Linked DNA regions of Mus musculus: region 2 is linked to region 1. A link is a loop called in an ENCODE intact Hi-C map of the cell type or tissue named here. Cell type or tissue: heart. All regions are shown on one strand.

The links. Hi-C counts contacts between places; a loop is a spot of excess contacts. Peaks named below come from ENCODE experiments on the same cell type or tissue, not always from the same donor. Only the 100,000 strongest peaks of a DNase experiment are listed, where the experiment ranks them.
Region 2: it touches region 1 in a loop (1.8-fold over the local background); 2 of 42 quality-filtered maps call a loop at or near these places.

The regions. Positions count from the first base shown.
Region 1 is chr6:145,519,312-145,527,311 of GRCm38, forward strand. The region is part of intron 2 of Gm38475 (a long non-coding RNA gene); the gene reads right to left. Among named protein-coding and RNA genes, the nearest start is that of Gm15499, 80 kb to the left of the region's middle. In heart, no CTCF peak of the experiment used is centred here; no DNase peak of the experiment used is centred here.
Region 2 is chr6:145,579,087-145,587,086 of GRCm38, forward strand. The region is part of intron 1 of Gm38475 (a long non-coding RNA gene); the gene reads right to left. Among named protein-coding and RNA genes, the nearest start is that of Gm38475, 31 kb to the right of the region's middle. In heart, no CTCF peak of the experiment used is centred here; no DNase peak of the experiment used is centred here; H3K4me3 peaks cover 460 bases; H3K27ac peaks cover 1,173 bases.

The DNA.
Region 1 (8,000 bases):
GCTACAGAGGGCATAGAGATCCAAATTACGGAGTGTCTCTGGCCAGCACTCTACAGTGAGGGAGAGAGCCTGAGTCACTTTTCCAAACAATAAGGGCAAACAAACAAAAGCAGAGGCTAATTCCTTTAAAGAATTAGCATCATTGAAGAGCTGCATTTTTATGGCTTCTCTGGGGTTATTATTTAGTCGTTTAAAACTGATTTTTACTTGATGTTATCTCATTTTTTAAGTAGTTTCCCACTGACATAATTGTTAGCAGTTATATTATTACATACTGCCTGTAGTGTAGTCAGAATTAGCAGCACTTTAATTAGAGGCATGGGTTAATGTTATCAGCTGTTGAGGGGTCACTTAATGGAAGGCTGAAGCCCAAACTGCCAGGACATAGGAGAAGAACATCTAGGGCTTCTTCAGAGACATCAGAATGTGGACACTGTGATAGTATTAACAGTTGCCTTGACAAAACCTAGCATCACCTGGGAGATGGGCTCTGAGCGTGCAGGGGTAGGAGAGCATCTTGTCTGTTAACGGAGGTGGGAAGACCTGCCCACTGTGGGTGGCACCATTCCCTGGCTGGAAACCTAGGCTGCATAAATGGAGAAAGGAAGTGAACAGCAGCATGTGCTAGCGTCTCTGTTCATAACTATGATGGTTGTAGTCGGTGTTTAATTACTGTGAAGGGACACCATGACCATAACGACTCTTATAAAAGATAGCACTTAATGGGGGCTGCCTTAAAGGTTCAGAGGTTCAGTCCATTATCGTCATGGCAGGAAGCATGGCAGCATGCAGGAGGACATGATGCTGGAGAAGTAGCTGAGAGTTCTACATCTGGATCCATAAGCAGCAGGAAGAGAGAGATACTGGGCCTGCTTGGGCTTTGGAAACCTCAAAACCCACCCACAGTGGCACACTTCCTCCAACAAGGCCACACCCCTGATCCTTCTCAAGCAATGCCACTCTCTGAAAACTAAGCATTCGACTCTATGAGCCTATGAGGACCATTCTTCTTCACCCCACCACAGATGGGATGCTTCAAGATCCTGCTGATTTAATTCTCAACGCTGAGCTGTGACCAAAATGAAACCTTCGGGATTGCTTTTCGTGGGGTGTTTTATCCCAGCGACAAGAAAGGCAGCTAAGGCAGAAACACCCTAGGTTCAGCGCCAGCTCCACCATGGGGGATCTTGATGAATCTATTTACTTCTCCATTGGGCACAGCAGATCTTTTTTTTTTAATTAGATATTTTCTTTATTTACATTTCAAACGCTATCCTGAAAGTTTCCTATACCCTCCCCCCGCCCAGCTCCCCTACCCACCCACTCCCACTTCTTGGCCCTGGCGTTCCACTCTTCTGAGGCATATAAAGTTTGCAACACCAAGGGGCCTCTCTTCCCAATGATGGCCGAATAGGCCATCTTCTGCTACATATGCAGCTAGAGACACAAGCTCCGGGGATACTGGTTAGTTCATATTGTTGTTCCACCTATAGGGTTGCAGATCCCTTTAGCTCCTTGAGTACTTTCTCTAGCTCCTCCATTAGGGGCCCTGTGATCTGTCCAATAGATGATTGTGAGCATCCACTTCTGTATTTGCCAGGCACTGGCATAGCCTCACATGAGACAGCTATATCAGGGACCTTTCAGCAAAATCTTGCTGGCATATGCAATAGTGTCTGGGTTTGGTGGCTGATTATGGGATGGATCCCCAGGTGGGGCAGTCTCTGGATGATCCATCCTTTCAATTTGAGCTCCAAACTTTGTCTCTGTAACTCCTTCCATGGGTATTTTGTTCCCTATTCTAAGGAGGAATTTAGTATCCACAAGTTGGTCTTCCTTCTTCTTGATTTTCTTGTGTTTTGCAAATTGTATCTTGGGTATTTTATGTTTCTGGGCTAATATCCACTTATCAGTGAGTGCATATCAAGTGACTTCTTTTGTGATTGGGTTGCCTCACTAAGGATGATATATCCTCCAGATACATCCATTGGGCACATCAGATCTCAAAGCAGAATCTATCCCATAAGATTGCATAGTGTGTGCAATGTTCTTTGAACACTGCTTGACTTGTTTAAATAATTTCAAGTCTCCAGATCCAGATGGAATAATATTTATGGGACATGAGCAATTTACAAAAAATTTTGTCAAATAAAGATTGATTTATTTTAATTTTATGTGTATAAGCACTTACTTGTGTGCATGTGCACGTGTGTGCACGCGCGCGCACACACACACACACACACACACACACACACACACACACACACAGTGTGCCTAGTGTTCATGGAGGCCAGAAAGGCATCTGCTGCAGGATTTTCTCTGTCCAATCACATTAGGGCACTGGGAGGCTTGTTTTTGGCCAATAGAAGGGAGGCAGAGCAAGGAGTTGGCAGAGAGAGAGGTCTCAGGAGGTGAGAGAGAACAAGAATGGAAGCCAATGTGATGTTATCAAAAGGTTAGAATAATTGGGTTAAAGCTTTATCATTATTATCATTTGGCTCTGAAATTATTGTATTGGCATCTTATAAATTGGGTTATTATTGATACATTAATCTGATTGGCTAATTAAGCATTAAGAGTCTTGATTCTACCGAGTAATTAGGTGTTGTGATGGCTAACCAGGGGTCTGTGGGGTGTTGTGTGAAAGTGAGAGGAACTCGGAGAATAGGGGGCATCCAAGAGATGGCCCGGTGGGAGCCAGGTGGCCTCACAGAGTCAGCGAGTTGGTGGGCTGAGAGACTGAGCAAGTGAGATAACCTGGTGCAGGGGCTAGCTCTAGAGAGTTGTTGGCAGTGGCAGGATTGAGTGTGTGGCCTGGCCCTGATGAGAGTTGGCAGGTTCATATTTTTTAATATTTCCTGCAACAGGCATCAGACTTGCAGAAGGGCTCTGGACTTACACACTACTGTGAACCAGCATGCAGGTGCTGGGAATCAAACTCATGCCCTCCGTGGAGCACCGGGTGTGCTTAACTGCCAAGCCATCTCTCCTAGAGGAATGGGTTTTAGGTTTAGATGCTTTTAAGAAGAAAGCCATTGGCACTGAATAGAAGACATGAGTGGAGATCAGCAGAGCTCTGAGAAGGGAGCAGAGGAGCAAGAGATCTCTGTGAGGGAAGGGGTCCTGAGGAATGGACACTCATGGCCACCAGGACAAAACTGCTTTTAGATACCTTAGAAAATGCATTTTGTTACACAGGCAATTGCCTGGCCCACCTAAGTAAGTGCAGTTTCGCTGGTGACCATGCCTCATAAATTGCTACCATCCCATCATCTGCCACTGCTGAGCAATTCTGTCTGAATAACCGAGGAATGTCCCGTCAACATGGCTGCAGGATGACATCTTCCTGACTGGGAAAGTTTTTATTGTTCGCCTCCCCTTGACGATCAGCTGCCAGATTCCTAGACCGACTTCCCACAGATGAGTTCTAGAAGCGAGTGCGAGAGGCACGGTGCCTTTTCATGGAAATCAATGGGGCCTTGACTTTAGGCCAAAATGGACTGGCAGGAGACTAACCACCTTTACTCCCTACAGGACAAAGGTCAAACGCTGTGTGACAAACAGCAAAAGGCTGTGGTCCCCAAGAGAAAGGAGGGACACAAATGAAGAGCCCAGAGAAATGTGCCGTGAAGGTTCCCCAGGTCCTGAGGAGCGGAGCGTGATGGGGCAGCACAGCCTGGGATCTTCACCATGGGGAGTCTGGCAGGGCCAGAGCTCAAGGTGATGAAGGCTTCTGGAGCAGAACTGAGAGGGTGGAGACAGCAGACGGGGAGACAGAAAGAGATCTGCACTTGGCTTTGTCTTTCTATTCTGTTAGTCACGCATCTGAAGAAACTAGCTATAGAGAACAAAGAGGCTCCAGAAATAAACTCCAGACTTATCCCCAAGGACCTGAGCACATTGTCTTTCCCTGGCGCCAATTCATTCTTGGGCTGCAGCACACTCTTGCTCGGAGCTGGAATCCCAGTTCACTTGTGGCCTCCCCAGGCCTAATGCTTTGACTGGACTCTGAATACCACTGCGATGTGCAGTTGCAGTGTATTAAAGTTTTTGTGCATGTGTGTCCCACCTCAGTAAGCGCGCTTCTCCTGAAGGCAGAGGCCATGCTGACTCTTTCCCAAGTGCGGCTATATAGCTCAGAACAAAAACAGTCCTTACTCGGGACTCTGCTTCTGCAACTTTGCCAACACCTCAAGTTATCATATTTAACTCTTCTCACAACACTTGAAAGAGGAACTGTAACGAGCCACTTATCGGTGAGGAAATATAAACAACAGAAGTTGCTGTTACTTAAAAGTTGCTGTTATGTGGCTTAGCTAAGTTATTTTGAGCTCAGGTATATCTACTCATGCAGTTTATGCTATTGGTTAGCATTTGTGAACTGGTTAAACATGCAGCGTTACGGTGTACGCAAACATACAAGTCTTCCTTATTGCCGGTGGCTCCTAGGATCTAGGATTCATTTTGGAAATCACGTACATTTACAACAGAAGCATTTGCCTAGACATTTCCCTCTAATTTGTGAAAGAAATCTTGAAATAGTCAGGTGAACATCCAAAGGCACCTGTACTTTGCCACGTGGCCCATTCAGAACCGAGGCGGGAGAAGTCACGCGGGGCCACGTGGCATCTTGACATTCCCACCCGTCCTGTTTGAGGTGCCATTGAAGTATCTCCTCCTCGGCTTACTTCACTTGCCTCACTCGAGACCCGCCTGACAGAGGAACGGCTTGCTTCACTCCAATAGCATCCGAGGGTCGAAATGAATGTAAAAACATCAGATTTCCCATGAGGCACTAGGTCTCGGTGTACAAGCAGGGGCCCCGGGCAAGCACTTAGGTAAGTGGTCTCAGTGGTCTGGCTTGTCCCTTGTGTGAGAGCTCTCAGGGTAGCAGGAGTGTGCGGGGTTAGAACGGATTTGTCTCAGTCTTAAATTCCTTAGCCAGAGAAGCACACCAGCATCCTTGGGCCTTACAAAATAAAATATAATACCAAACAAACAGAAAACCAAAATTCAAACACTCGAGGACATTCATCTGACCTTGCTCTTTCTGCAAACCACAGTGAGAAAAAGCAGGAAAATCACTTCCAAAATCTCTAGCTGTCCCCTCCTCCCCCAATCTCCAGGAGGTGGCAGTGAGCAGAATGTTCAGTGAATAAGGAAAATAAATAAATAAATAAATAAATAAACATTATTTTTCAAAATATATTTTTATAACACTAAGAGGCCATATTTTTAATTTCATGGGTTTTTTTTTTTTTTTTTTTGCTACAAAACATTGAGATATTCAGCAAATGATCATTGTAATCAACATTCAGGAATAATTAAGGCAACTGTGGTACTCTAGCTGTTTCTTTTAAATCCAATCCTGTGATCAGAAGGTACTGGCAGTGATTAGGTCTTAACCAGGACAGTATGTCTGTCCAGGGCTGAGCTATGAAGTGTGAGAGGCTCAGCGGTGCTCTGTCTGTCTGTGTTTCCATCTGAGGCTTCACCTTGGGCTTTAGTGATTACTCTGCCAGACTTCTGGCTGTGCTGAGATTAAAAAGAAAAAGGAAAGAAAACCAACATATTCTTCTAGGCTGTGTGTCACACACACACACAAAAATTGCACCAATTATCATGTTTGTGTTTTGTTGAATGGTTCTATTTAAATAGATTATATGCTAAGCAAGAGTATTTGTGAAATTCACAGCTCGGCGTTAACCTGGCTGTTCCCCAGAGCGCCCATCTGAGAAATAAGTAATTTCAACAGCATTCGCTCCCCAGAAAGGAGCCAGGGACTTGTATAAGGGAAACACTGAACAGTCTCACTCAGCCATTTTGAAGTGAGGAGGCATCTCCTTCCAGGCTCTTCCATCTGTCATGTTCCTCTCGCCCCAACATTTAGTTAGCACTTCCCGAACGCCATCTTCCCAGTGGTGAGGATACACAGGGAAGACGCTGGCTCCCTGTCAGTGATTACCTAGCTGTGGAAAGCCCCGAGAGACTACCCAGCTCCCCTGACCCCTCAGCTCCTGGCACTGTCCAGGAGCCACTAACACTCTCTTCTGTCGCTGCAGGTTTGTTTTGTTTTGTGAGTCAGGGTCTCATGTGGCCTGGGTGATTTCACATGTACTACAGAGCTGAGGCTGGCCTTGAGTCCTGACCTCCAGCCCTTGTGGGAAGCCACATGTGCCGTTGCAGAGTGACACTGACTACTGCTGGCCACCATGCATAAGTTTGGACAAACAACCAATGTGTACATATACAGTAAAGACTTTTGCAAAGACACTGCCTGGCCCGGGCATGATAATGAGGCTTTGAGAGTATAACCAATCAGATGTGAGACATGCAAATGAGGTATGATAATGAGGCTCTGTGAGGTACAGAGAGAGAGAGTAGCCAATCAGATGAGGAACATGCAAATGAGGTGTAGTGCATAACCAATCCGGGTGTGAGACACGCCTCTCCTAGGCCTATATAAGCAGCACCAGTTCTGGGCTGGGGTCTTTTCACCTCTGCAATCAAGCTCTCCCAATAAACGTGTGCAGAAGGATCCTATTGCAGCGTTGTTATTGCTGGTCGAGTCCGGCGTGCGCAAGAAGCCCTCACTGCCTGAGTTTTGGGATTACAGGCATGTACCAGCATGCCCGGGTATAAATAGCCCTTTCCCCTGTGCATGCATGTGTATCTGAGGGGCACCTGTGTACACCCATGTACGTGTGTTTTGGAGACAAGAAGTCTACATCAGTGTCTTCCCCAATCACTCTCCCTCATCTTTTTTAGACAGGGCTTCACACTGTGACTAGAGCTCACTAAATCTGGCTATCCTCGCTGGCTAGCAGTCTTCAGTGATCTGTCCATCTCTGCCTCCCCAGTTCTGAGGTTAAAAGCATGTGGAGCCACTGTGCTCGCTAAGGCACTGCAGATGAAAACCAGCACCTTGTGTGCACTCCAAACACTAGACTGGAGTGTGCACTACACTATACTGAACTGCTCTGTGCCTACAGAAAACATCTTCAGTGGAAATGAGGATGGCTTTGGAGCCCCAACAGGCGAGGCAGCTTACTACATTTAATATGGAAGGGATTACCACTTTATTGTCTTTGTCTATATAGCTCCTGATTCTTTGGGACCTATGAATCTCTGCTCTTGACAGGGTCTCACTTCACAGCTTAGTTTGGCCTCAGCTCTCTATCTTCCTCCCCCAGCCTCCTCAGTGGCAGGATGACAGGTGTGTAACACCACCTCTGGCTTCTCACACTGACAGAATTCCAGCAGCTACCTAAAATATTTAATATAATATTCTTTTCTTTTGAGGTAAGGTTTCATGTTGGCCTCAAATCTACCATGCATCTGACCTTGGGTTTCTGATCTTCCTGCCTCTGTCTCCCAAGTACTAGAAAACAGGGATTTGCCTTCATGCCCGTTTAAGTGATGCTGGGGATTGAATCCTGGGGACTGACTGTGCTAGGCAAGCACTCTTCCAGCTAAGCCACATCCCGATGCACAATCCTTCAGCATTCTGTGTGGCTATTGAGATCATAACATGACACACCGCGGTGCCACTGCATCTCGCCAGTCACTAGATGATGCAGCTTCTCCTGCAGATAATGGGGAGAGGTGCTCTGCAGAAAAGGGTGGCTATGTGCCACAGGAACAGGCAGGATTCTCAGTGGCTCTCCTCTGTCTGCATCTAATTCAACAAAAACACAAGTAATGTTTCCACGGTGTCCAGCACTTGACAGAAAATCACTTAAATCCTCCTGTCAGTGCGGAGAAATAGACACTGTTTTCAACTCCTACAGCAGTGAAGTCAAGATTCAGAATCCACGGAGCCTGGCTCACATTTCTAGAAGACTCTCCTAACTTAAAGTGTCACAGGGAGACTATAGACAATACTGTTGGATGGCATAAGCTTTGAGACAAAGGGGCAAAATAGTCTTGGAGTAAGCTGGATAGATCTTATAGCTTTAAGATGTCCTTTCATGCATCTTATATGAAAATGCCTGTGTGTG
Region 2 (8,000 bases), 60 kb after region 1:
CTGTTGAGAATATGCGACCTCCTTAGTCTTGCCCTGATGCTCACAGAGTTTTCTGCACAATGCCACCTCCAGGTAAGGCACCAGCATTGGGAACTGCTTTGCAGTCTATTATCTACCCAGTGCTTACTTCACAACAGGTGCCGTGCAAATGACAATTCACTCAGATTTTCAATTAGTAGTAGTGGTTGGTGGATCATCCACACTACGTGCTTTTATTCTACGTTCTGAAGTTAAAGTCTCACACAAATGAGATAGCAGGGGTCGTGACTATACCCCAAAGAGTTGTGTATAAGGATTGGTACCCAGCCTCTGGAGCTACAGGAGGTCATGGTTTGCTAGGAGAATCGGATCCTGCCCTCTCCCTTTCTCTCTTTACTCCCGGACTACCACAAGGTGAACAAGATTTCTCCTTCCACAATGCATTGCTACCACAAGCTGGATGCCATGGAACAGGCAACCAGAAACTGAGTCAAAACATACCTTTCCTATTTCTAAGTTGATTTATCCCAGATATTTGTTACAGTGTGTAGCACATGAAAAAAAATAAATCAATGTAAATTTTTTATTAAGTAGTATTAGTGTTCATAGGAAAACAAAGTAGTGTAAAGGGAAAAGGGAGAGAGAGGAAGGGAGAGACAGACAGACAGAAAGGCACACAGAGAGAGAGAGGGGGAGGGAGAGGGAGAGGGAGAGGGAGAGGGAGAGGGAGAGGGAGAGGGAGAGGGAGAGAGAGAGAGAGAGAGAGAGAGAGAGAGAAGCGAGTCCCCTCTAAGGCTCTACTGAAGTCTCACCTAAGCCTAGAGGTCTGGAAAGATTTAGAAGTAACAGTGCTGTGTGACGTTACCATTTAACATGGTCAATGAATAACTCTGATTTTCTTAACCCAGTGTCTTTGACCCCACTTGTTGGAATAGAGAAAGCCTAAAGCCTCCCTCTGAAAAATAGCCAGAGATTGCCCAGGATATTGTTGGCTGCTGATAACTTAGGTATAGCCATTGCAAATACGTAAATATCACCAGAATGGATCATTTTGAAATTTTTACTCCTGTCATTTTAAATTAATTACTCTGTCATTTTACCAAAAGGTCAATGAGCAGAGATTTATCACTTTTTTTTTTACATTTGTACTTATTTTTAATTATGTACATGCGTATGTATCTATGAGTGCAGGTACCCTTGGAGGCCAGAAAGGGCATTAGATGTGCTGGAGTTGATGTAATAGGTATTGTGTGTTGCCCAGTGTGGGTGCTGGGAAGTGACCGTGGGTGTTTTGTGAGTATCCTTAACTTCCAAGCCCTCTTCAGCCCTAGCTTCCATTTTCTCACATCTAAGGAGGCTCATTATTCTATACAACTCTTATATACAAGCTTCCACCAGAACTTGGTTTGTTCCAAGTTCCCTGATGGGACACCTACACAATTCGAAACTATTTTAAGAGAATAATTTTATTTTTGAGGTTGTCCCACCATTCTTGATTTTACTTCACACCTTTCTTTATAGCAATCGTGTTTAATGATTCCAGTTTGTTTCTCCACCAACGAGTCATATAGTATATCTACATAGTGCTAGTATCCGAGGCTGATTTTACAAAGCCACTTTTATGACGATAAAGCAACTTCATTCACCTTCTCTCTTTCTTCCTCCACTCTCATTGGCTCCACTACACTACCTGTGTGTGCGCTGTTTGCCCTTGGCCTGGATGAACACTAAAGAGGCTCCATTCCTTTGTGGTCACTTCTTAATCATTGAAAAATCTTGGTTGTTTCAAGTTCAGAAACAAAACAAACAGCGCTCACTTCTGTAGCCCAAAGTGTTCAATTTCATATTGTGAAAACATTAATCTTGCTTAAAATGGCATTTAATAACTTATTTACTTAAAAACAGCTGGACTGTATTTTGAGATTATTTTGAGAGCCATCTTCAGATAATTCTGATTACTGTTAATTACTATCTTGATAGCAGCTTCAGATGCCTGTCTTTTAAGATAAGATGAGACTGCTCTATACCTAACCTTGGAGACAGATCCGATTAGAGCTCTCTGGTCAGAATGAGAGGAAAGTGGTCCATCAGCAACCACTCATCTGGATAGGCAGGAGCATCCCTGGGAACCCACACACAGCTCCCTGGAGGGCTTGTGATATGAAAAGATGAAACATTTAAGTCTCATGCTCTCTGGATGTTACTTCTTCCTTCCACAGAGTTCATCCACACCTCAGACTCTATGATAGACATGCAGAACACATGTACGTGAGTAGTAGCACTTATAAATCTCGGCTGTGCATGACTTAACCCTCAACCTTACCCGTGAAGTAGGAAGACCTCCCTGGGCACCTGACCCAGATTCTGTATCCAACAGCTTTCTTCCCTAGGGTCACCCTTTTAATTGCCAGATGTAGATGCATTCAGGTCTGACAGTCACTGTGAGCATTGGTGCATAAGGGAAACATCAGAAGATGCTTTGTCCTTTATTCAAATATTCCAGACAGACCTTGCTCACACAGGAAGAACAGCCAGGCTTGTGTTTCTCACCATAGGATAGCCACAGTGTTTGCAGCCAACTTTCTTATTCCAGTGAAGAGCAAGAGGAAGTGATTTCCAGGGTTTGCCTCATGTGTGGGAAGCCGCACCGGCCGAGAAGTTGCAGGCAGTGACTCGCAGCGTGAGAGCAGGGGACAATCCATTTCTGGGGAGGAAAGGGTGCTGCCGAGAGACTGAGATGAAGCAGAAAGACCTCTGATGGTGACGGCCACCTAGTCCAGCCCTGTGTTGTCCTGCAGAAGGATAGGAGTTATTCTGGCTCCTGGTGACACAGATCTCAGCCCACCGTGGCAGGGAACACATGGTGGCTGCTCCTTCAGTGGGGAGAGTGTGAGCATGGCACGTCACAGAGCAGTGGACCAGAAGGCACAGAGCTAGGACAGGGACAAAGGTCTGTTGTCCTTGTGGTCTACCTCCCCTAGCAGATGCACCTCTTAAAATAGCACCAGAAGCTGGCAGTGGGGGTGGGGGAAGAGTCAGCCTTTAAAGTATGAACTCACAAGACCTTTCAGACTCACACCCTAACACTTCCTTGTGTCCAGCATGGCAATCAGCTTCAGAGAGAGACAGACCTGGGGCACTGGGAGAGTCAAGGTAGCCGGGGCTTTAAGAGCACAGGAAAGAAGGGTACGGCGTGGAGATGAACTCTGGAAAATGGCACAACTCCCTTTGAGTCTTCACTTGACTGATTTGGGGAAACCTTCTAAGCCACGTAAGAGCCATGTAGAAAGCACAAGAACGGTGTCCATAGCTCACAAAGGGCAAGCATGGTTCTCAGCTGTGAGGCCCCAAAGGACGCTTCACTGTCCTACAACGGCGGTCAGAACACTGAGGAGCGCTTTACCTCAGCCACCTGCAAGGCCATTAGCCACAGATTAAACGTTGCTCTAGTGTGTGGTTAAGATCCAAGAGTTAACAAGTCCCAGAATATTCCTCAGGAATCGTCACGGAAACACTGAAGCAGCGGGCATCTGAGGAGGCAACTGCAGAAGGTCTAGGATGGAGAGGAACAGCAGAAGGTGTGCCCTGGAAGAGGTGGATCAAATGTACAGAGAGAAGAAAAACAGTCAAACTAATCCAGGAAGTAGAGGTGTTAGAGACCGTAGATAGCAGGAGTAAGTCAGCTATTATAATTACTATAACATCATTATATCATACATTCATAAAGCCGATCAACTGTCAGAACCCATCACAGAGAGATGCCAATGCTAAAAGGCAGGCAATAATTGCTTATTTAGAGACAGGAGATATAATACTGACATACAATACTGGAGGAAATTAAGAATGCCTTACATGTTTCATTAGAAAAGATCTTTGAAGCTCAAGATAAAACTATAGAAACCATCAAAATTAAACACTAGGAATAAAAGAAAACATTACCACATATGTGATAGTTTCAAGTTGTCGAGTCTCAGTGGGATTGGGGAAAACTAAGGTGTGGAGGGAACCACATCCGAAGTCTTCCCAATCATAATACGAGACAAAGATGGAGAGACGAAGGGACTCCAGCACTGAGGGGAGATTCCTACTGGGATGACTCAAGCTAAAGCTGGTGGAAGGGCGCCTTTAAACACTGAAGCAAACCCAGCCTGAAAGCTGTCACTTGGTGAGCATCTCTTAATAACAGTGATGAGCACTTTCCCAGACATATCACAAGGGACGGAATTAACCAGATAAAGTAAGTTAACAGGAAAAGAAGGAAGGGAGGGAAGGCGGGAGGGCAGGAGGGAGGGAGGGACGGAGGAAGGGAGAGAGGGAAAGAGAAGAGAAGAAGAGAAGGAGAGAAAGAGAGAAAGAGAAAAGAGAGAGGGAGAGAAAGACTGACCAACTGCTAGAAATAGTGCCCATCAGGGGGCGGGGCAGTGGATGGCCCAGTGAGTTAACCGCTGGCTGGGGGAGCATGAAGATCTGAGTTTGACCCCATGTCCCTTGGAATTAACCGTCCTATAAGTTCAAAAAAATTGTTCTCACAAAGAGGGTTCCATAGTTTAAAAACCGAAATACTAATTATTAATATATCTGATCAATCTCTTTATAAGAATTTCTGATAAATTTTAGTAAATTAATTTCCAGTCAGGGAATATTATTCACCATTCTTTAACTTGATAATAACTTTCCTCTAAGACAATTCTGTAAAAAAAAAAAAAATTCAATTTGTAGCAAGTTATCACAAGAAATTGTACTGATTTAATAGTGACTACTACCATGGTAAGAACCTTTGGAAATGACGCTTGTATTTACATACTGCGTGGAGGGTGTTGCCTCAGTGCACATGAGGAGATCAGAGGACAGTTTGTGAGCATTCATTCTTTTCCCTGCACCATGTGGTCTGGCAGCCGAGCTCAAGGCATTAGGCCTGGTCCTAACCACCTTTCTGGCTGAGCCATGTCACCAGCCCTCATTTTGTACTCTCTTCTCATGAACCATTAAAATGTGCAATTGATTGGGGCCGGAACCATGCAGCAGGGTGCTGGCCAGGAATCCAAGAGACCCTAGGATTCAACAATCACAGCACTACAGAAAACAAGTTATAGGTAGATAATATGACCACCATATAAATGTGCGCATCTAAACCCCTCCCTCCCCCGCACCCCTGCCAATGCTTCTTGGCCCTTTCTCGATAACTTCTGTAGCTCTGCCTCTTAACACTGGAGAGAGTTGGAATCAGACCTTGTGCTTCTTTCATTTAGCAATGTGTCCTCAGTCTTCCTCCATGTGTGCTCATGCCTTGCTTGTTTTGTTCCTTTGTGGTTTGTTTGTTTTATGTTTTTTAAGATTCCACGGTGCTGTGTGTCAACCCCATCCACTCATCTATTGAGGAGCAGGTCAATGCCCACTGAGTGTAGGCATTAGCGATGAGGTTTTTATAAATGTTTATATGCAGAGTTTTTCGGTCAATTGAGTAGATGTTGAGGAGCTAAGTCATACAGCGTATCTTTAGCTCTGTTAAGGAGCTGTGGGCCACCTTAGAAAGGGCAAGAATTCCCCTTCCTCTTCCTATCCCATAGCTGTGCATGGTGCTATCTTAAGTGATAGCTGTGCACTGTTACTCCTTAATGTTTCCATTTGCCGTTCCCTAATGACATGGGATGGTCAGCATCACTTCATTCGGTAGGATATGAACAAGTACTAGGGAACGAATAGCACGTGCGTCATCATCTGCGCCGAGTGGCAGCACCTTGTCAGGGCTCTTGGTCAACACTCTTCCAACAGCAAAGTGAGAGTCTTCCAAGCACAGCGTGTGTCTGAGGCATCTCAGTTCAAGGACCCATTGTAACATCAGCAGGTCTCTGGTGTCGTCTCTAGAATGATGTGAGTAGATTGATGTTTTGCTAAGTACCATGTGTAGCATTGTATTTCATGGAACAACACAAATATTCCTTCTAGACCAGTATATATAAACTTTTCCCTAAGCATAGCCATCCACAACAAAAAATGCATTTCTCCATGATCTTCAGCTCATAAAACCATCAGTGACAGGGAGATGACACGGTCATGATGGCCTGTGTTGCATTTGTGTGTGTCCTGTGAATCACATCCTCTTATCTGAGATGTGAAAGGCTCCGTAGAACTGTGCACTCTCTTCTCCAGTCAAGGTGGCCCAATGTTGTTGAAAAAGCAAAATGTTACCGTAAGGGATGCAGGCACACAGCTGCAAAAGGCATGCCAGTGTCATAGAGAGGAGTCAGACTTTCCGCAGACTTTGGTTGGAGCTAACAGTAATAGCAACCATTTTTAAAACATGCAGCACTCATTTCCAAGGCATCTCCGCAGATTCAACGGCACTTAACAGTCCTGACAAGCCCGTGGAGGAGAGTGAGCAGAGCTGGCAGCCCTATGGCGCTGAGAAGTGGCTGCCACTCTCCAGCAGGCTGCCATTGTTCTCTTCCCCGTCTCTGAGCTCTTCAGTCTCTTAGTTACCACAAAACACGCATCTCATAAATGAGAGCTATGTATCAAGGACCTGGAGGAAAATGCTAATTTTGGACGTTTTTCCTGGCATCTCATCTCTTCTGACAGAAAGAAAAGCTACTCTCAGCAGAGTTTGATTGGTAATCAAGCACCTCACAGCTTCAAAGCGGTGAAAGAAGCGGCCATCTCTGGAGATGAAACAGACCGGGATTGCTTTTCCATCTCTCAGAATGAGGCTTATGTAAGGAAGAATTCTGAGATCTGTACAAGACTGCGTTTTCCCCATTTGTTCTCCCATGATCCTCAGCTCCATCCTGCTCTGCAGTCCAGGAAGATTACAGGAAAGCCAGCTACGCAGAGAGAAATGTGCTGCTTCCCGCGCACATAAGATACATGTGCGTGCTTGTCAGTGTGCGTGTGACTGCACCGTTCACACTCAACTACAGAGACAGAGAGTATGTGTTTAAGGCCAGTTGAAAATGATCTAGAAATACAAAGTATTTTCATACCCGTTGAAATGTAGCTTAGCGTCAGTTTTTGTGCTTCAGAACTGCCTTGATGTCTACATTTTTCTACTTAGAATATTCTTCAAAATTTGGTCTTTGGATTTTCAGAAAAGTGGGTTCTAGTCTGAGATGCACTTTATGTGCGAGCACCACACAGGTGTTTCTAAGGGTTGGGGCCTCACAATTGGTAGGCTGTAGCTAAGGTTCCTCTCTTGTCTGCCACGGTATCTTCCTAAGTTCCTCTGAAAGGTTGCCACTCATTTCCACTCATACTGTCTGCTTGTGGAACTTGCTCACTGGAATGTGATGGTCACTTTCTCCTATCACGCTGAACTGTGAACCATACAGACAATAATACTGTGAGCACGTGTGTACTGGTCAGAAGGCCACACGTCAGAGCATCTTCATACAAGAAACTTGGACCTCAAAAAGAGTAGGCAATTTGTTCTCAGTGAGAACCTGCATTTTCTACTTATTTAAATATCTGAACAGATTTGCCGCATGTATACAATTCAAAACATTTTTAGCCAACCCTTATGTTGTGAGAAAATTCTGGTTCTTATTGCATTTGTTTTTTTATTGAAGGACATGTTATATATCCAACTGAGAAACATTTTTAAGTAATGAAACATACTGCCTGTGGTTCACTGAGTTTACAATATGCTCTTTCTAAGACTTAGCTACTTTTATTTTATTTGTATAAGTCTTTCTGCCTGCATGTGAGTGTAGGCATCATGTACATTGTGTGAGTCTTTTTGCCTGCATGTATGTACACACCATGTGCACGTGTGTATGTGCACATGTGCACGTTTGTGGAAAGAAGAGGGTGTCAAGAGTCCCTGGCACTAGAGCTACAAGTGGTTGTGAGTCACCATGTAGGCACTGGGAACTAAACCTGGATCCTTTGTGAAAGCAGTAAGTGCTCTTAACCAGTAGGCCATTTCTCCGCCCCCTCTAGACTCCCTATATACCGTAATATACTCTCTCTATACAGCAGCTCATTTAATCTAACTACAGCAAGCTGCTAGGAGATGCATATACACC